Regions from separate parts of the Homo sapiens genome. Here region 2 is linked to region 1. A link is a loop called in an ENCODE intact Hi-C map of the cell type or tissue named here. Cell type or tissue: heart right ventricle. All regions are shown on one strand. Links, peaks and the distances in the headings refer to the core of each region. The heading gives the core; the rest is flanking DNA. Region 1 overlaps EP400 (E1A binding protein p400). Region 2 overlaps MMP17 (matrix metallopeptidase 17).

What was found. Peaks named below come from ENCODE experiments on the same cell type or tissue, not always from the same donor. Only the 100,000 strongest peaks of a DNase experiment are listed, where the experiment ranks them.
Region 2: a loop joins it to region 1, with 26 times the contacts of the local background. A loop is called at or near these places in 37 of 110 quality-filtered maps.

What each region holds. Positions count from the first base shown.
Region 1 is chr12:131,997,674-132,005,673 of GRCh38, forward strand. EP400 (E1A binding protein p400) reads left to right here. Exons shown (of 53, transcript NM_015409.5): 13 at 7,404-7,511. Among named protein-coding and RNA genes, the nearest start is that of SNORA49, 30 kb to the right of the region's middle. In heart right ventricle, for the core only: CTCF peaks have their summits at 4,053 (motif pointing left) and 4,259; a DNase peak (open chromatin) is centred at 4,028.
Region 2 is chr12:131,845,756-131,857,635 of GRCh38, forward strand. It overlaps MMP17 (matrix metallopeptidase 17), which reads left to right. Exons shown (of 10, transcript NM_016155.7): 9 at 4,047-4,304; 10 at 5,170-6,016. The coding sequence ends at 5,519. Among named protein-coding and RNA genes, the nearest start is that of MMP17, 23 kb to the left of the region's middle. RefSeq lists enhancers at 5,692-5,861, 10,179-10,730. In heart right ventricle, for the core only: no CTCF peak of the experiment used is centred there; a DNase peak (open chromatin) is centred at 5,666; H3K27me3 peaks cover 2,245 bases.

The sequences.
Region 1 (8,000 bases), core at 1-8,000:
GTGGAAGCGAATAATTATAAAGGTCTTCATCCTCGTCATCTTCACGTTGAGTAGGATGAGGAGGGAGTGGGGGAGGGGGAGGGGAAGGGGTTGGTCCTGCTGTGGATAAAATCTGCATGGAAGAGGACCCTCACAGTTCCAACCCAAGTTGTCCACCGATCAGCTATACGTCATTTTGCTCAAAGTTACAATTTCTAAGAACCAACCTATTGATGATGTTTAGTGAGGACTTACTGTAGTTGAATTTGTCAATCTTGTTCACAAAGATATATCATCTAAAATTTTTCTGCTTTTACTCTTAGGTTGTGAAATGAGTGCAGTTTCCTTTTTTTCCCCAAAATGCATATTTGGAAAGCCATATTGAAAAGCCTATCTTTTCCCCACTGATCTTAAGTGCCAGCTCAGACGTAAAACAGGTTTCCTTCTATGCATGGCTCTTTCTGGGATCTTTATTCTTTTATTGGCAAATTTGTACCAGTCTGTACTGATACCACACTGTCTTTCTTACTATAGCTTTATAATAGTTCTTGATGTCTGGTTAGGTAAGTTCTTCTGCCTTGCTCTGTGTTAGGAGGATCTTGTCTATTTGGGGACTATTTCAGAAACATGCTAGAATCAGCTCATCAAGTTTCACAGAAAAACCTATTGGGAGTTTTGATTAGAATTTAATTGCATTAATGGATGTTTTGTGAGAATTGCTGTCTTTATGAAGTTCAGCCTTTCCAGTCTATGATCAAAATATAGTTCTCCCCTTCACTTAGGTCTTCCTAAATAGCTTTCCATAAAATTTCATGATTGTGTCTCTTTTGTTAGATTTAATTCTAGGTACTATATATTTTTAAAAGTTGTGCTAAATGGTATATTTTCTAAAATTATATTTTAAATATATTGCTGGTATGTGTCAGTACAGTTGATTTTATTTCTCTTATACTCAGCAACTTTTCTGAACTCTGTTTGTTAATTCTTTGTATACAGTCTTGTATACAAAGACTTTGTATACAGTCTTGTATACAAAGACTTTGTATACAGTCTTGTATACAAAGACTTTGTATACAGTCTTGTATACAAAGACTTTGTATACAGTCTTGTATACAAAGACTTTGTATACAGTCTTGTATACAAAGACTTTGTATACAGTCTTGTATACAAAGACTTTGTATACAGTCTTGTATACAAAGACTTTGTATACAGTCTTGTATACAAAGACTTTGTATACAGTCTTGTATACAAAGTCTTTGTATACAGTCTTGTATACAAAGTCTTTGTATACTTCTCTGAAGAGTTTTTCCTTTATAATCCTTGTTCCTTTTATACTACTTTTTCTTGCCGTTTTGTGCTAGGTAGGACTTTCAGTAAAGTGTTGAGTTCGTGCTAGTGGTGGACAACATTGGCTTGTTCTTGCTTTGAAAGAGAGCACTTTCAGTAGAAAGGCAGATTATTAGAGTTTTGAGTCATAACTGCATGGTTCAAACCTAATGTTTGTTGCCTACTGACCCCACGGCCTCGGTCAGGTTGTCTGAGCTCTCCGTGGTGTTTTTCTCAGTTGTAAATGGGATAACCAGTGTTCTTCTGAGGATTTGCAGTGCGTGGAAGCCTTGGCCTGACGTGTCCTACGGTGTGCTCTTCACTGCTGCTCTCAGGATGACTATGATGATACCTTTAATGTTTCATAAATGGACATAGTGTATAGGGTTCTTGTAGATATTTTTATAAGATTAGTGAAGTTTGTATCTATTCTTCAGTGTTTATGTTGTAGGTGGGTATTGCATGCTTTGTTTGTTTGTTTTGACAGTCTTGCTCTGTCGCCCAGGCTGGAGTGCAGTGGCACGATCTCAGCTCACTGCAACCTCCGCCTCCTGGGTTCAAGCGATTCTCCTGCCTCAGCCTCCTGAGTAGCTGGGATTATAGGCACCAGCCACCATGCCTGGCTATTTTTTATATTTTTAGTAGAGATAGGGTTTTACCGTGTTGCCCAGGCTGGTCTCCAACTCCTGACCTCAGGTGATCTGCCCACCTGAGCCTCCCAAAGTGCTGGGGTTACAGGCTGAGCCACCGTGCCTGGCCCTCATACATTAAATTGAGGAATATGACTTTTTCTTTTCTTCATAGTCAATTATGATAGTCAAATTTTCTAGGAATTTCTTTATTTCATCTACATTTTAAAATTTATTGGCATACATTGTCAATAATTTCTCCTTACAGTGTTTCCGATCTTGGCTGTGTTTGTATGTATGTCCCTTCTTTCTCCTAATACTGTGTATTTATGCCTGTTTTCTTGATAGTCTTGTCAAAAGTTTGTCAGATTCTTTTTTTTTTTTTTTAATCTGGCGCCTGTATATTGTTTTCTGTTTTGTTTCTGCTCGTAGTATTTCTTTTTTAAAAACATCTTTTTCTGAGTTTTTAACTTGGATGACTAGCTTCCTAATTTTCATCAGCTCATTAATATAAACATTTAAGGGTCTGAATTTTTCCGTAATACTGCTTTAGCTGAATATCATATTTATTATTCAGTTTTAAATATTTTCTGATTTCCCCTGTATATATATTTTATTGACCCATGAGTTATTTAGAAGGATGTTTCTTAATTTCCAAACAATACAGGGTTTTCAATATATATTTTTATTATTATTCTACATTAATTGCATTTTGATCAGACAGAAGATGTATGGGATTCTCACTGACCTGGATTTTGTTGAGGTAGGTTTTGAATGGACCAGTTTATAAACATTCCATACATGCTTTAAAACAACATGCATTCATCAGGTTATGGTACAATTCTCTCTCTCAGTCCACCAGGTAGAACTTGTTGATTGCATTATCCAGTTCTTATCCTTACTGATTTTTGTCTTCTTGCTCTATCAATTACTGAGAGAAGTATGTTAAAATGTTCCATTATGATAATGAGTACCTATTTCTCCTTAAGTTTCTGTCAGTTTTCATTTTATGTATTTTGAGACTATGTTAGTATGTGCATATATAGGTTTAGAATTGTTATCCTATTACGTCATCAGTTTTACTTGATTCTAGATAATTTTATCACATCTGTGTTCTATTTTATGAATTCTCTTTTAAGCTCTTCCTAGTCTTTTGTTAACCCATTGATTAAGTGTTAAATTCCAGTTACCAGTTTGTTTTAAGACATTCCCAATGGTTTTTTAGAAAACCTACATGAAATTTTAAAATTATCTCTTGCTCTGTATTCAGACTTTCAGTCATCTCTTTTATTTCTTCAAATATGAAATTTTATAATCTCTGCCTAATAATTGCATGGGTGATGTTTTTGCAGGTCTGATTCTGCTGTCGTTTATGAATCCTGGTTTCTGCTGATGGTACATTGTTTCCTAGCGTACTTTGTGATTTTTGACAATTTATTGGTGTAGGGACCAGCCCCACAGGGTCGGTGGGTTTCTTCCCACCGTGTGTGGAGACGAGAGATTGTGGAAATAAAGACACGAGACAAAGAGATAAAAGAAAAGACAGCTGGGCCCAGGGGACCACTCCCACCAAGACGCGGAGACTGGTAGTGGCCCCGAATGTCTGGCTGCGCTATTATTTATTGGATACAAAGCAAAAGGGGCAGGGTAAATAGTGTGAGTCATCTCCAATGATAGGTAGGGTCACGTGGGTTACGTGTCCACTGGACAGGGGGCCCTCCCCTGCCTGGCAGCCGAGGCAGAGAGAGAGAGACAGCTTACGCCATTATTTCTGCATATCAGAGACTTTTAGTACTTTCACTAATTTTGCTACTGTTATCTAAAAGGCAGAGCCACGTGTACAGGATGGAACATGAAAGCAGACTAGGAGTGTGACCACTGAAGCACAGCATCACAGGGAGACGGTTAGGCCTCCGGATAACTGTGCGTGGGCCTGACTGATGTCAGGGCCTCCACAAGAGGTGGAGGAGTAGAGTCTTCTCTAAACTCCCCACAAGGAAAGGGAGACTCCCTTTCCCGGTCCGCTAAGTAGCAGGTGTTTTTCCTTGACACTGAGGCTACAACAGGCGTCTTCCCAGATCCTGGCGTTACCGCTAGACCCAGGAGCCCTCTGGTGGCCCTGTCCGGGCATAACAGAAGGCTCGCACTCTTGTCTTCTGGTCACTCCTCACTATGTCTCCTCAGCTCCTATCTCTGTATGGGCTGGCTTTTCCTAGGTTATGATTATAGAGCGAGGATTATTATAATATTGGAATAAAGAGTAATTGCTACAAACTAGTGATTAATGATATTCGTATATAATCATGTCTATGATCTAGATCTAGTATAACTCTTGTTGTTTTATATATTTTATTACACTGGAACAGCTCGTGCCCTCGGTCTCTTGCCTCGGCACCTGGATGGCTTGCCGCCCACATATTGGAACTTCATTGTGGAAGTTACTTTAGGCCTGACAGTGAAGGAGTTTCCTCTAGAGAGAGTTTCTGTTAACTTCTGATCTGTGTTCTTTTGTAAAGCATGTCTCTTGTAAACAGCATATAGTTGGTCTTCTCTGCCCTACAGTTTATTCTAATGTCCCTATGTCTCTAAATTGGAGTGTTTAGTACATTTGTATTAAATTTAAGCCTGTTCTATTAATAATTGGGCCTAGATCTATCCTAATTTTAAAATTTATCTTGTATTTTCTCACCTGTTCTTTAGTCAATCTCTTTATGGTTAAAGCATCAGGCAAGTATTTACAAATTATTTCATTTCCTCTTCTCTGTTAGCTTTCTGTATTCTTGTTGTAGGGGCTATCTGATTATGGTGCGCATTCTTGACTTACTAGATATCCTATTAAATTAGCGCTGTATACTCTGTGGGGCAGAGTTTGGGAGCAGCCTTGCTGGGTGGTTGTGGCACAGGTCTCCTGTGAAGATGGTTTTCAGAAGGCTTGATGTAGCAGGCTGGAGGATGCCATTCCAGGCTGGTTCATTCTGCCAGCTGATGGGCTCTGGTTGCATGCTGAGGGCAGGCTGAGTGTCCTCCTGACCTGGGGCTGGTGTCCGAGAGCAAATATCCATGAGGGAGCAGGATAGACACTGTAGTATCTTTTGTAGCTGAGTCTTGGAAGTCACCTACGGTCATTCTCACATATGGTGGTCACACCGGTCAGGCCAGGTCAGTGTGGGAGAGACCAGGAGTGAACACCAGGAGGTGGGTTCCTGGGGATCCCATTGTCTTTATGGTGTCGAGCTGAATCCATGAGCAGAGCCTCTCATTGGGTCAAGGCTTCTTCATGGTCTTCAGGAACCTCTTAGAGCTTTCTTCACAGAGATGTGGAATTTTTGAAAGTTTAATTCTAAGTATATTTAGCTCTTCATGTCCATGGGTTTCAAATCCATGAATTTGATCAACTACAGATAGAAAATATTTACCAAAAACAAAACAAAGCAAAACAGTAAAAAATAAGAACACAGCTGGGTGTGGTGGCTCACACCTGTAATCCTGGCTGCTTGGGAGACTGAGGCAGGATGGTCACTTGAGCCCAGGAGTTCAAGTTCAGCCTGGGCAACATAGCAAGACCCCATCTCTAAAAGAAATATTAAAAAAAAAAAAAACAGCCAACCAAAAAAACCCCCCAAACCAAATAAGCCAAAATAACAGTACAACAATTACAAAAAAGATACCAAAAAAATGTGTAACAACTATTTACATAGCATTCACATTGTATTAGGTATTATAAGTAACCTAGAGATTATTTAAAATATATGAGAGGATGTGTATAGGTTACGTGCAAATATACATTACTTTATATAAGGGACTTGAGCATCCTTGGATTTTGGTATCGAAAGGGGCCTTGGAACCACCTTCTCAGGGATACTGAGGGACGACTGTATTTAATTTTCTGTCTAAACAGGTTTTTTTTTCTTCGATTTCATTTTCTAACTCATTTCCATATGTGGAGGCTGATTTCTGTGTATTGTTTGTTCTGAGACACCTTACAGAATTATCTTCTTACTGGAAGTTTCCAGTGGTTTGGCTTGTTTTTCCTACTTACATATAGCATCATATGCTGTAGTGGTGCATCCCAGCATTTCGCTCTGGAAGCATCAGACAGACAGGAAAGGTGAAGAACCTTGTTAGGAACATCATGGACACACCACCTGAATTCCACAGCCAACACTTACTTTCACTGGGCTCCATTAGGTCTATGTCCATCAAGCCAGTGTGGCAAATATTTAACATCCTGAGCAAATGAATTCAAAAAGTGTTTTGCTAGTCCCAAGTGGACAGTGCCTTTAACATGGTCCTTGTAGGGTGCTTGTCCATGGCATTTGTTGTTTTGGCTCAACAGTCTTTGACATAAAATACAGATGCAAACAAGCTCACATATCACAAGTACACAGCCCAACTAAAGGGTTTTCCCCTGTTAGATCTACCACTGTGTGAACATTCTTTGAACAGAAATCTGGGTTCACATTTCTGTCATTCCTCTGGATAGACTCACTAAAAGGGGAAATGATGAGGTTGAGGGCATTGGATTCCAAAGCCCTTCAGCTTTCCGTGTTGATTTCCAGAAAAATCCAGCCAGTTTATGCCATTATCAGCAGCATGTGGGAGTATCTAATTCATAATAATTTCCCAGTGTTATGATTTTAAGGTGGTTGATAATTTGGTACTTAACAAATTGTGCACTGATTTCCAGGGATGATTAATGAAAAAACATTTTATTGCCCTTTACACTTTTATGTATGTAACAGCTTCATATCCTTTGCCCACTGTTATTGGGGATTTAATTAATGTGTGGTATTTTTTTTTAAGCAATTAGGGTGAGTGTTTTATAAAAAAAGCTTAATTATGTTTTATTATACTTTTTAACATTTTTGCTTTTTGTTTCTTCATTTGATATTTTGTATTTTTATATATCATCTTCATCAGTTATTTCCTATCAATGGTGTTCACTTTTTACATTTTTATTTATTAGTCTATACTGTTACTGTTCATTTAGATTATTTCAGATATTTTAAATCTTTTGTGAATACAATTGAGTTTCTTTCAAAGATTCTCATCTTTATAGAGAAAATATTTTATACTTTTAAAAATTTGCATAAATTTCAGGGGTGCAAGTACAGTGCTGTTTCCTGGCTGTACTGTGTAGTGGTGAAGTCTGGGTCTCTGGTATGTCATGACCCAAATGTGTGTTGCACCTACTAAGTAATTTCTCATCATTCCCCTTGCATCCCCCAACAAAATATTTTACACCTTTTATCAGTAATGGGCAACCATTTTAGTTTTTAGAAAAAACAAGTGTGCTTTTAGACAATATAATCTTTTTCCAAGGAGTGATCTAAAGCTGGAAAAAGGAATACATGTGAGAGGGAGCCCCTTGCCCTTCTTACCGTGGTTCTCCTGGCTGCTGCTCCTTCCCAATTTAAATTACAGTTGTTGTTATAAAGTAACAGCCCTTCTGCCCGCAACCCTCTGCAGCTGAGCTGCCCCTCCTGGACCTGATGAAGCTGTACGAAGGCGCCTTCCTGCCGAGTTCTCAGTGGCCCCGGCCGAAGCCTGATGGGGAGGACACAAGCGGAGAGGAAGGTGCGCTCCCAGCCTTTGGAAGAATTCAGGGTTAAAAGCAGAAGCCGGAGTACTTACAAAGACTTAAAATAAGATTTAGAAAATTTCTTTTAGTTTGATAAAATAAAAAATTAGAAATATTTAATAAGTATCTTTATATTGAATAGAATTTTATTAAATTCCGTGCTTTTAATTTATTAACCTGGCACAGTTATCGGGGCACTTGATCATGTTGTGAAGGATGTAAAAATATTTTTCTCTAGATTTATAAACATCATTGTTTTATGGACCTAGATATATTTATTCAGGCTGTGCTGTGTTTGTTCAACACACCAGTTTTGAGTAGTTTATTTTACTTGGTATTAGACTTTCTAAACAGATGCACAGAGCATACCAGAAAAGGTCTGCCTTTCCTGCTCTCATTCCAGTTGTTGGGACAGTTAGACACCTGCATGCGAGTTGGGGAGTGGCCCACAGGAGCCTTGGGGAGGTCAGGCCTTACCAGACCCC
Region 2 (11,880 bases), core at 1,961-9,960, 150 kb before region 1:
AAATGAAGGACAATGGGGAGAGGTCTCCTTAGGGAGATGCTGTACAAGCAGAAACTAGGGAACAGTGTTCCAGCCCGGGGAACGGCCGTGCGAGGCAGGAGCAGCCCTGCCGAGTCCCAAAAACATCAAAGGGGCTGCAGCTGGAGTACCAGGGGCCTGGAGGAGGCTCGGGACAGAAGCGTGAGGGGCCGTGGCTGCTAGGGCCGGCCTGCCTCTCCCTGGTCGGCCCCGGTGCCCACCGTTCCAGGAACCACCTCGTGGCAGTGTTACAGGAAGCACTCCTTTTGCCTCCAAGTCTCCGGGAAGGGCAGGAAAGGGAGACAGTAGCAGGGGCAGGTGGGGGTGGCAGGGCTGCAGGACAGAGACCCCCATGCTGGGCTGAAACACCCGGAGTTTCCCTCACAGTCTGGAGGCCACGAGTCCGAAATCAAGGGCTAGGCAGGGTGGGTCCCCTCTGGAGGCTGTCCCAGGCCTCTCCCACATCCAGTGTCACCCTCAGCCACATCCCTCCTGCCACCGCCTCTGTCTCCACCCGGCCGTCTCCTCCCCCATCTCCGCATCTTCTCTTATAAGGAAGCCGGGCCTTGATTCAGGTCCCCTAGTCCTGTTTGTTTTTTGTTTTTTGTTTTTTGTTTTTCTGAGACAAAGTCTCACTCTGTTGCCCAGGCTGGAATGCAATGGTGTGATCTCAGCTCACTGCAACCTTCACCTCCCAGGTTGCAATTCTCCTGCCTCAGCCTCCCTAGTAGCTGGGATTACAAGGTGCCCGCCACCACTCCTGGCTAATTTTTGTATTTTTAGTGGAGACAGGGTTTCACCACGTTGGCCAGGCTGGTCTCGAACTCCTGACTTCAGGTGATCCACCCGCCTTGGTGTCCCAAAGTGCCAAGATTACAGATGTGAGCCACTGCACCCGGCCTGCCTAATCCCATCTTAACTCATCTTAACTAACACATCTGCAAAGACCCTCTTTCCAAGTAAGGTCACGTCCTGAGATTCTGGGTGGATGTGAGTTTGGAGGACGTCATTCAATCCAATGTGGCAGCCACTCCCACAGTCACGGGCGGGACCCCGTTTCCTTGCCGAGGTAAAGGGTGTTCTGCGTGTCTGTCAGGGGAACCACTTCCTGTAACTCCATCGCCTGCCCGGCCCTCAGCATTTGACTCCGTCACCCCCATCACCTGGGAGCCCTCCGGTGACTGTTCCCGGAGGCCTGATCCCTCCTGAAGGGACAGAGGCTGCAGCTACCTGGGAGGCTGAGGCAGGAGGACCACCTGAGCCAGAAGGTCAAGGCTGCACTGCACCATGATCGTGCACTGCACTCCAGCCTGGGCGACAGAGCAAGACCTTGTCTAAAAAAAAAAAAAAACCAAAATGTCACGCGCAGTGGCTCACGCCTGCAATCCCAGCATTTTGGGAGGCCGAGGCGGGCAGATTACAAGGTCAGGAAATCGAGACCATCCTGGTTAACACGGTGAAACCCCGTCTCTACTACAAAATACAAAAAATTTGCCGGGCGTGGTGGCGGGCACCTGTTGTTCCAGCTACTCGGGAGGCTGAGGCAGGAGAATGGCGTGAACCTGGGAGGCGGAGTTTGCAGTGAGGTGAGATCACACCACTGGACTCCAGCCTGGGTGACAGAGCGAGACTCCGTCTCAAAAAAAAAAAAAAAAAATCCCCAAAGACAGTACCTGGACTAAAAAAGAAAAAAGAAAATTACTTGCAAACCTCATGACCAATTGCTCCTAACCTCCCCTAGGCCACCTTGCCAAAGGCCCCAGGGTGCCCTGTAGAGCCTCCCCGAGCAGGATCCCATCACGTGCGGCTCCCCTGCCTTGCACACATTAGAAGTGTTCAGGCCGCTTCCCCCAGGTGGACCCGTCTGGCATCTCCTCCAGATCAGGTTCTGGTTTTGCACATCTGGCAGGAATGCCACCGAGGGCAGGTGTTCTGAGCCCCGAGCCGCCCTGCCTGGTGATGTTCGCTGTGGTCACCTGGATGAGGTGTGTCTGCAGGTTTCGCTACCATAAAGCCCCATTTCTGGGTGTGAGGGGTTGGTCACCTGCCAGGAGAGACTTGAGAACATGTGGGTCTCTTGCCACAGGCCGTCTCACCCCTGCTCCCCCTCTGTCCCCTGTGTCGCCTGCCCCTGCCTGGTTCCCTACCAGGCGCATCTGTCCTGGTTCCTGCTCAGCCATAGCAGGGCAGGGCCCATTGGTCCTCCCATCATCTCCTTAATCCCTCCCCCTATTTACAGACATCACAGCCCTTTCCAGTCTCCAGCAAAGGACTTTTTCTGGTCTTTTTATATTATTTTTATTTTTAATTTTATTTTACTGTATTTTTTTGAGACAGAGTCTCACTCTATCACCCAGGCTGCAGTGCAGTGGTGTGATCTCAGCTCACTGCGGCCTCGACCTCCCAGGTTCAAGCAGTTCTCCTGCCTTAGGCTCCTGAGTAGCTGAGACTACAGGCGCTCACCACCGTGCCTGGCAAATTTTTTGTATTTTTGGTAGAGACAGGGTTCACCGTGTTGGTCAGGCTGATCTCAAACTCCCGACCTCAGGTGATCCACCCACCTTGGCCTCCCAAAGTGCTGGGATTACAGGCATGAGCCACCACTCCCGGTCTGGTTTTTTGGTCGTTTTAAATTGTGGGCGTGGTGAGCACACTTTACTATTTCAGCCATTTTGAAGCCACAGCTCGGTGGCATGAAGCACGTTCACGTTGCTGTGCAGCTGTCACCTGCGTCCACCTCCCGAAGATTTCCACCTTCCCAAACGGAAACGCTGCCCCGTGAAACACGGATGCCCCGCCCCGCCCCTGGGCAGCCCCGCCCCTCCCCTGGGCACCCCCACTTCGCTTGCTGTCCCCATGGCTCTGAGTGTTCCAGGGACCCCATGTCAGTGGGACAGACAGGATCTGCCCCTCTGTGCCTGGCTCGTGTCACTCAGCGGAAGGTCCTCGGGGCTCATACACGCGGTGGCACGTGGCAGGATTTCCTTCCTGGCTGAGGCTGAGCGGCATTCCATGGCACGGACGGACTGCACCTCGTTCGCCTGCTCACTTGGGTTTCCTCTACTCTGGGCTCCTGTGAAGGACGCTGCTATGAGCGTGAGTGTGCAAACGTCTCTCCAAGACCCTGCTTTCGGTTCTTTTGGATTTATACCCAGAAGCGGGAATGCTGGATCACGTGGTAATTCTATTTTTGACGTTTTGGGGAGCCTATGTTCTGTCTCCCGCAGCGGCTGCACAATTTCATACTCCCTCCCCGGCAGCGCCCGGCTCTGCCGTCCCCATATCCTCCCGACACAGGTGACTTTCCACGTTCTTGACAGTGGGGGCGAGGGGGCGTCTCATTGTGGTTTTGAGGGCGTTTCTAGTGACGTTGACCATCTTCAAGTGCTCAATGCCATCTATATTTCTTGGGAGAAAAGTGTATTTAACGCAGGGCACGGTGGCTCACACCTGTAATCCCAGCACTTTGGGAGGCCAGGGCGGGCAAATCACCTGAGGTCAGGAGTTCGAGACCAGCCTGGCCAACATGGTGAAACCCCGTCTCTACTAAAAATACAAAAATTAGCTGGGTGTGGTGGTGGGCGCCTGTAATCCCAGCTACGCGGGAGGCTGAGGCATGAGAATCGCTTGAACCCAGGGGCGGAGGTTGCAGTGAACCGAGATCAAGTCACTGCACTCCAGCCTGGGTGACACAGCAAGACTCCGTCTCAAAAAATAATGATCATAATAATAATAGGATGGCATGTCGTGGGCCTCGGTTTGGCCCGAGTTGTTGTTTCCATCGGTAAAGGGGTGGCCGGCAGCGTCCACAGGCTGGATGGGATGGCCCGGACTGGGCACAGTAGGTGCTCACTAAGTATCCATGTGGCCCCTGTGATGTGGGGTGATTGCAGTGTGGCCGCTGTCCCATCAAGCCCAGGTGAGGGGCCAGGGCAAGGGCGGCTGACACAGGAGAAGGAAAGGCAGGAGCCTCCTGCCCTTCGGGGTGGGGCCGAGCCCCGGCCCACAGCTGTTTCTCTCGCCCCCAGGAGACAGGTACTGGGTGTTCAAGGACAATAACGTAGAGGAAGGATACCCGCGCCCCGTCTCCGACTTCAGCCTCCCGCCTGGCGGCATCGACGCTGCCTTCTCCTGGGCCCACAATGACAGGACTTATTTCTTTAAGGACCAGCTGTACTGGCGCTACGATGACCACACGAGGCACATGGACCCCGGCTACCCCGCCCAGAGCCCCCTGTGGAGGGGTGTCCCCAGCACGCTGGACGACGCCATGCGCTGGTCCGACGGTGAGTGCCAGCTGGGGGGACGGGCCATGCGGCCTTGGTTTCCCCACCAGGAGAGGGGCATCACTACAGGGCAGCCAAGAGGTTCCCTGAAAGGAGGACGGCCCCGGTCGGTGTGGGCTCTGAGGGTCCCAGCCCCTCGCCTGGAGCTGCCGACCCTGCAGGCGTCCCCGAGTCGCTCCCCGAAGGCCTGGCCCACGAGCTGCCCTTGTTCTCCCCGCCCTCAGCACTCCCTCGCCCCTGCTGCTCCCCCAGCCACGCTCCTGCCCCAGGGCCTTGGCACTGGCCATGCCTCGTCTGGGCACACTTTCCTGAGATGTCCACACAGCCCCTCCCTCGCCGGCCCCAGCCCTGCCAAACGCCCTCCTGGGCATCACCCCTGCCACGTCCCACAGTGTAGAAGAAACCTCCCCACAGGGTCAGCTCCAGGGACGGCAGCATCCTCTGTTTTGTTTTCAACGCTGCATCCTTGTCACCTGGAACAGCCCTGCACAGAGTGGGCCCTCAATAAATATCCAGTAAGGGAAAGAGACTCTGAGGGTCTCCTGGTCCATCCCCTGCCCCAGCAGGCTCCTCTGGAGCTTCCCAGGCCTGTGACCATGCCTGCAGAGCTGCCCACAGCTGAGCAGATGCTGACCCCATCTCAGATATTATCTGGGCACCCCCTGCCATCTAGCACGAGCCGCCCCCCACCAGCCGTCTGGTCTGACCCCCCACTGCAGTCTTGTGCAAGCCCCCTGCTGTCTGGCCCGACTCGAGCCCCTTCCGCTGCAGCCCTCCCTGAGCCCAACGCTCCCTCCTCGCTGTCCGGCTCGAGCCCCTCCTGCTGCAGCCCTCCCCTGAGCTCAGCTCTCCCTCCTCTTCTCAGGTGCCTCCTACTTCTTCCGTGGCCAGGAGTACTGGAAAGTGCTGGATGGCGAGCTGGAGGTGGCACCCGGGTACCCACAGTCCACGGCCCGGGACTGGCTGGTGTGTGGAGACTCACAGGCCGATGGATCTGTGGCTGCGGGCGTGGACGCGGCAGAGGGGCCCCGCGCCCCTCCAGGACAACATGACCAGAGCCGCTCGGAGGACGGTTACGAGGTCTGCTCATGCACCTCTGGGGCATCCTCTCCCCCGGGGGCCCCAGGCCCACTGGTGGCTGCCACCATGCTGCTGCTGCTGCCGCCACTGTCACCAGGCGCCCTGTGGACAGCGGCCCAGGCCCTGACGCTATGACACACAGCGCGAGCCCATGAGAGGACAGAGGCGGTGGGACAGCCTGGCCACAGAGGGCAAGGACTGTGCCGGAGTCCCTGGGGGAGGTGCTGGCGCGGGATGAGGACGGGCCACCCTGGCACCGGAAGGCCAGCAGAGGGCACTGTCCGCCAGGGCTGGGCAGGCTCAGGTGGCAAGGACGGAGCTGTCCCCTAGTGAGGGACTGTGTTGACTGACGAGCCGAGGGGTGGCCGCTCCAGAAGGGTGCCCAGTCAGGCCGCACCGCCGCCAGCCTCCTCCGGCCCTGGAGGGAGCATCTCGGGCTGGGGGCCCACCCCTCTCTGTGCCGGCGCCACCAACCCCACCCACACTGCTGCCTGGTGCTCCCGCCGGCCCACAGGGCCTCCGTCCCCAGGTCCCCAGTGGGGCAGCCCTCCCCACAGACGAGCCCCCCACATGGTGCCGCGGCACGTCCCCCCTGTGACGCGTTCCAGACCAACATGACCTCTCCCTGCTTTCTAGCGGCTCGGCTGGGCTCCCTGGTGCTCCAGGGCCATGGGAGTGGGTACCCTCGGGCCTCAAGGGGCTTGACCCTGACCAGGGGCCCACGCACCTGCACTTGGGGTGGGGGCTTCCCAGGAGGTCTCGGCAGTCGCATTCCTCCTTGTTCATCAGCCCGTCCCGCGCTGTCTCTTCCAGTCCTCGTGCCCCGAGGAGTCCCCACGCCCCTGTCACAGATGGGAGAGTTGAGGCCCAGCGGGGGATGAGCCTCAGTGCTACAGGCAGGGGCATCACGGGCGGGCGGGGCGCCAGCTGGCCCAGTGAGATCTGAGTGTGGGAGGTGCCCGAGGAAAGGCATCAGTTGTTGGGTGAGCCACTTGGGACGCTGTCTGCCCCGCAGCACTAGACCATGATGCCCGGCCGAGCACCGGGACCTGGGTGCGCCCAAGAGGGAGGGTAGGTGCTCCCTGCGCAAGAGGGAGGGAGGGTGCTCCCTGCAAGGGGCTGATTCTAGCTCCAGCCACTCTGTCACTTGCTCCCTTTGCTCCCAGCCTCCAGATCCACAGCGGAGTCCCTCAGCCTGCCCCCACTCTGGCCGGCGAGTGACGCGTCTGTCCTGCAGTACCCTCTTGTTCAGAGGGTGCAGCCGATGCCACTCTGCAGGGCCCAGTCCTCCCGCTGGTGCACAGTCCTCTGGTCTCTGCGGCACAGACGCACCCCGGGCCACAGGTTCGGGGCCTCAGGCTCTGGCTCACCAGCATCTGCCCTGGGCTGTGGAGGGCCCGGGTGCCCCCTCAAACGTGACTCAGTGAGGATGAGGAGGTGGCCGTTGGACTGTGGGGGATTCACTCCCACATAGCAGGAAGTTCCTGACCACAGGCCCAGCATAGGGAGCGGCTGGGGCCACCCAGGGTGCAGATGAGGCTTCCTGGCACCCAGGAGCCAAAGCCCACAGCCCCCTTGTCCCATCCCAGGGATGGCACCCATCCCAGGATGAGGCTGCCAGGGCCGGGCAGGCAGGCCCCAGGCCAGGCCTCATGGAGCCGGGCCACCTCCCCGTGAAGAGAGGCCACATCCTCATGGAGTCCAGCCGTGTCCTCTGTCCCCCGCCTGTTCACCATCTGCTCCCTGGAGCAGGAGGAGTCCCTGCCTGTCAGACCAGTCTGTGGAAAGACCGACCTCCCTCCTGTCTGTCGGGGACACTGGCTCTGCCCTGCACCAAGTGGTGTTTCCTCATCACGCTTTGTTGCCCAGCAGCCTGTGGGGTGAATTCCCCCGTGCAGCTGGCCCAGCCCCGTGGTCCCCACGTCCTGGGTCGTGCCCCAGTGCAAAGCCGGCTGTGGGCCTTGTCTGCTGAGTCGGGCTCTCACGTTGGCAGGGCTCACTGCGGTTTTGAAGTCCAAACTCTCCGTCATAAGCCTCTTCTGCCGGTCCTATCTCTGGTGAAGAGGTGAACCGTAGGCGGGGCAGGGGGGCTGCTCTGAACTTGCCTCTCCATGCTGCAGCCCACCTCCCTCTGGCAGTGGGGTGGCCGTGCTGGGTCCTGGGGCAGGGCCTGGAGCCCCGCCAGCCCATGACGCATTTCATGAGCCCCCACCTTTTGATATGCACATGCAGCTGAGGCTACCCTGACCCCACATTCAAAGTCGGAAATCCCCAAAACCCAAGACCTTTTGAGCACTGATGGGCTCGGGGTGCACACAGAACATTTGGGATTTCACTTTTTTTTTTTTTTTTTTTTTTTTTGAGACAGAGCCTGTCGCCCAGGCTGGAGTGCAGTGGTGAGATCTCAGCTCACTGCAACCTCCGCCACCCAGATTCAAGTGATTCTCCTGCCTCAGCCTCCCGAGTAGCTGGGATTACAGGCAGGCACCACCACGCCTGGCTAATTTTTGTATTTTTAGTAAAGACAGGGTTTCAGCATGTTGGTCAGGCTGGTCTCGAACTCCTGACCTCAGGTGATCCACCCGCCTCAGCCTCCCTGAGGTGAGGCTAGGATTACAGGCATGAGCCAACACACCTGGCCAAGTGGCAGTATTTGAAAAAAGAAAAGCAGAGAAAAATGCTCAACCTGTAAGTATAATGCAAATATAGTGTCCAAACTCCAAACAATCTGAGCTCCAAAACACTTTTCTGGTCCTGCGCGTCTCGGATGAGGAACACGCGGGCAGGGCGTGTTGTTTTGTGGAAAGGATCTCATGTTCATAGAAAGCTGCACCCGCAGCATGAGAGTCCTCTGCATCCTTTGGGAGGCGCTGACCACCCTGAGCTCGCTTCTGTGTCTCCTGGAACGCAGGTGTCCTCCCAAGGTCAGAGTTGGGAAAGACACGCAGCCAGTGGATCTCAGATCAGAGGATGCTGCAGGGACAGACCTCACCCAGGGCAGCCTTCTTTGGCCCGGCACAGCTCCCGGGCCTTCCCCGACCCCTGTGACCTCGCACCTATGAGGGCTGCCGGCCCGTCCTTCTGTGGTCCATGCCCCCGGCCTGTCCGCCTGCACCTTCCTCGTGATGGGACCTCGGTTCTGTGTCTTCAGCAGGCAGTTTTCCATCTTCGCCTGAGTCACCATCTAAACACCTGGAGACTTCACGTGACGTTCTGGATTTTCAGAGTCACTGCTTATACCTCAGGCTGTGCTGGCCCAACTTGGAGAAGCTGTGCCCCCAGGCCCAGGAGGCAGGGCATCGCCAGCCCACAGCCACAGTCAAAACCCTCCGAAGGAGGTCAGAGGACCCACGCCACCCCAGTGAGGGGCAAGGACCTCTTCCCTTCTTCCTTCCACCCCAGGGAGGTCAGCCTGGAGGCCCAGGGTCTCTCTTGAGCCACACGGCCGGGCCAAGGCACTGGCTGCCCTTAGCGTGACCCAGGCTTTTGACCAAAAACACACAGCCCCATGGGTGCTATACAACGCCTCTGCATGGGAGACCTCCGAGGCCAGGACACACCCTCTCCAGCTCCCATGATACAGGAAGGGAAACTGAGGCACGGTGTCTTAGCTCAGCTTGCCGTGACAGGCTGCTGTAGACCATGCGGCTTCCACATGGGTGACCTCTGAGGCCAGGACACACCCTCTCCAGCTGCCGTGTTACAGGGAGGGAAACTGAGGCACGGTGTCTTAGCTCAGCTTGCCGTGACAGGCTGCTATAGACTGTGCGGCTTCCACACAGGCATTTGCTTTCCCACCAATCTGCAGGAGTCTGAGGTCAGGATGCCGGCAGGGTCAGGTTCTTAGAGGCCCGCTTCCTGGTTCAAAGCCAGCACCTTCTCACTGTGTCCTCACAAGCCCGAGAGAGAAAGTGCTGGTCCCTTCACCCCCTACCAGGGCACCAATCTCATTGTGGGGGCTCCGCCCTCACGACCTCATCTAACCCAAATCGCCTGCCAAAGGCCCCCTCCTAACACCATCACACTAGCGGTCATGGTTTCAAAATGTGACTGGTGGCCGGGCACGGTGGCTTATGCCTGTAATTCCAGCACTTTTGGAGGCCAAAGTAGGAGGATCGCTTGAGCCCAGGAGTTCAAGACCAGCCTGGGCAACACAGCAAGACCCCATCTCTACTAAAAACTTAAAAACCACACACACACGCACACACACACACACACACACAAAGATGTCTGAGGAGACACAGACATTCAGTGCATAACATCCAGGGTGGATGGGCCAAGGCTGCCCGGTGGGTGGGTGGCCCCAGATCCCAGCCGCACCTGTCCCTCCCTGCCACCCTCCTGGCCTCCTTCAGAAACCCTGTGGGGAGTGGATTGTGGGGGCTTAGGAGGCTCTGGCGGGAGGCAGATCACCCCAAAGCAGCATGAGTGACAGCTAAGATGCCGGGCCTGCCCTGCGATCTGCGACTGCAAACTCACTGAATCCTGGCAGCGACACTGAGCGGAGGGACTGGGTTACTTCTGTTTCCCAGATGAGGAAACTGAGGCCCAGAGCTGGCAGAGAGCTGTCCGAGCCCAGGTGTTCAGGGAGGGGCGGAGCCAAGTGTGAAGCCAGCGGGCACACTCTGAGGTCGGGCTGAGAGCAGCACTCCCTTGCCCAGGCGGAGGGACCGCAGGTAGCAGGACACTCTCGTGGGAATCCTAAGGACGCCAGAGCACACCGCTCCGGGGCAGCCGAGCTGGACCCACAGGTGTGACTACAGCGCAAGCCAGGGCCGCCCCTCCCAGCTCCCGGGCCGTTTTTAGGGCGCCGTGGCTGCAGCGGGGCGGCTGGCTCTGGGCTGCTTCACCCCAAGCTGTGATGGGCCAGGGTGGCTCTGCACCCCGCCCCCCTGAGCCCAGGCCAGGCAGGCAGGACCCCCGCTGCGGCTGAGAAATGGGAGGAGCCGAGGAGACAGAGCCACTGCTGGCCACACTCTCCACCTCCACCGGGTCAGGGTCCTTCCACCGTGACTGCAGGACAGGACCCCCACGGCTTCTCCACTTAACAGCAGCAGGATCCTTGCCTTCTCGCTCGCTCTGTCACCCCCAGTCTGTTTCTCTGTCTCTGCCTCTCTCTGTCTCTGTCTGTATCTCTGTCTGTCTCTCCAACTCAGTCTCTATCTTTCTCTCTCCTTGTCTCTCTGTATCTCTGTCCCTCTCCCTGTCTCTTGTCTCTCTGTCTCTCTCCCTGTCTGTCTCTCCTTGTCTCTGCCTGTCTCTGTCTCTATATCTCTGTCTCTCCATCTGTCTCTCTCCCTGTCCCTGTCTCTCTCTGTCTCCCTCCCTGTCTCTGTCTCTCTGTCTCTATCTCTGTCTCTCTCCCTGACTCTCTCTCTCTGTGCCTCTCTGTCTCTGTCTCTCCTTGCCTCTGCCTCTCTGTCTCTATATCTCTGTCTCCCCATCTGTCTCTGTCTCTCTGTCTCTATCTCTGTCCCTCTCCCTGTCTCTGTCTCTCTCCCTGTCTCTGTCTCTCTGTCTCTCTCTCTCTGTCCCTCTCCCTGTCTCTCTGTCTCTGTCTCTCCTTGTCTCTGCCTGTCTCTGACTCTATGTCTCTGTCTCTGCATCTGTCTCTCTCTATCTCCCTGTCCCTGTCTCTCTCTCTGTCTCTCTGTCTCCCTCCCTCTCTCTGGAGGTTGCCTGGCCTCCGCCGCTGGTCTCCCCTGCACTTGCACCATGGTGGGGGGCCTGGCTTGCTCCTGTCGTATGGCAGTTGGCGCTGGCTCTGGCAGGAGCCTCCATGGGGCCTGGGCTCCTCCCAGCACTCGGCTGGTGCCATGCAGGTGCCTGCATTTCTGTCACTCTTTTTTTTTAGACGGAGCCTTGCTCTGTCACCCAGGCTGGAGTGCAGTGGTGTGATCTCGGCTCACTGCAACCTCCGCCTCCCGGGTTCAAGCCATTTTCCTGCCTCGGCCTCCTGAGTACCTAGGATTACAGGCACAGGCCACCACGCCTGGCTAATTTTTGTATTTTTAGTAGAGAAGCTTTCACCATGTTGGCCAGGCTGGTCTTGAACTTCTGACCTCAAGTGATCCACCCACCTCGGCCTCCCAAAGTGCTGGGATTACAGGTGTGAGCCACCACGCCCGGCCTTCTGTCACTCTTTATTTGCTCAACGAACACCTATTAAGCCACAGGCACTGTTCCAGGTGCTGGGGCCACAGCCTTGAACCAAACAGGCCAAATCCTTAATCTTGTGAAATCTTCTGTAAATCTTCCTGTATTCCAGTGGGGAAAAAAGGCAGCCAAGCAGATGGGGCTGTACCTGTGAGAGTGTGTCACCCGTGGGTGGAGTGTGCAGTGATCAGATGTTGGTAGGAAAATGAGGCAGGGGGGCGGTGTTTGTCGAGGAGGGAAGCCGAGCCTGCAGGAGCTGAAGGAGGCTGCACACAGGCCCTGCAGCCAGTGGTGTTGGGTGCTCTGGAGATCGCTGGGTGCTCTGGGAGGTGCTGGGTGC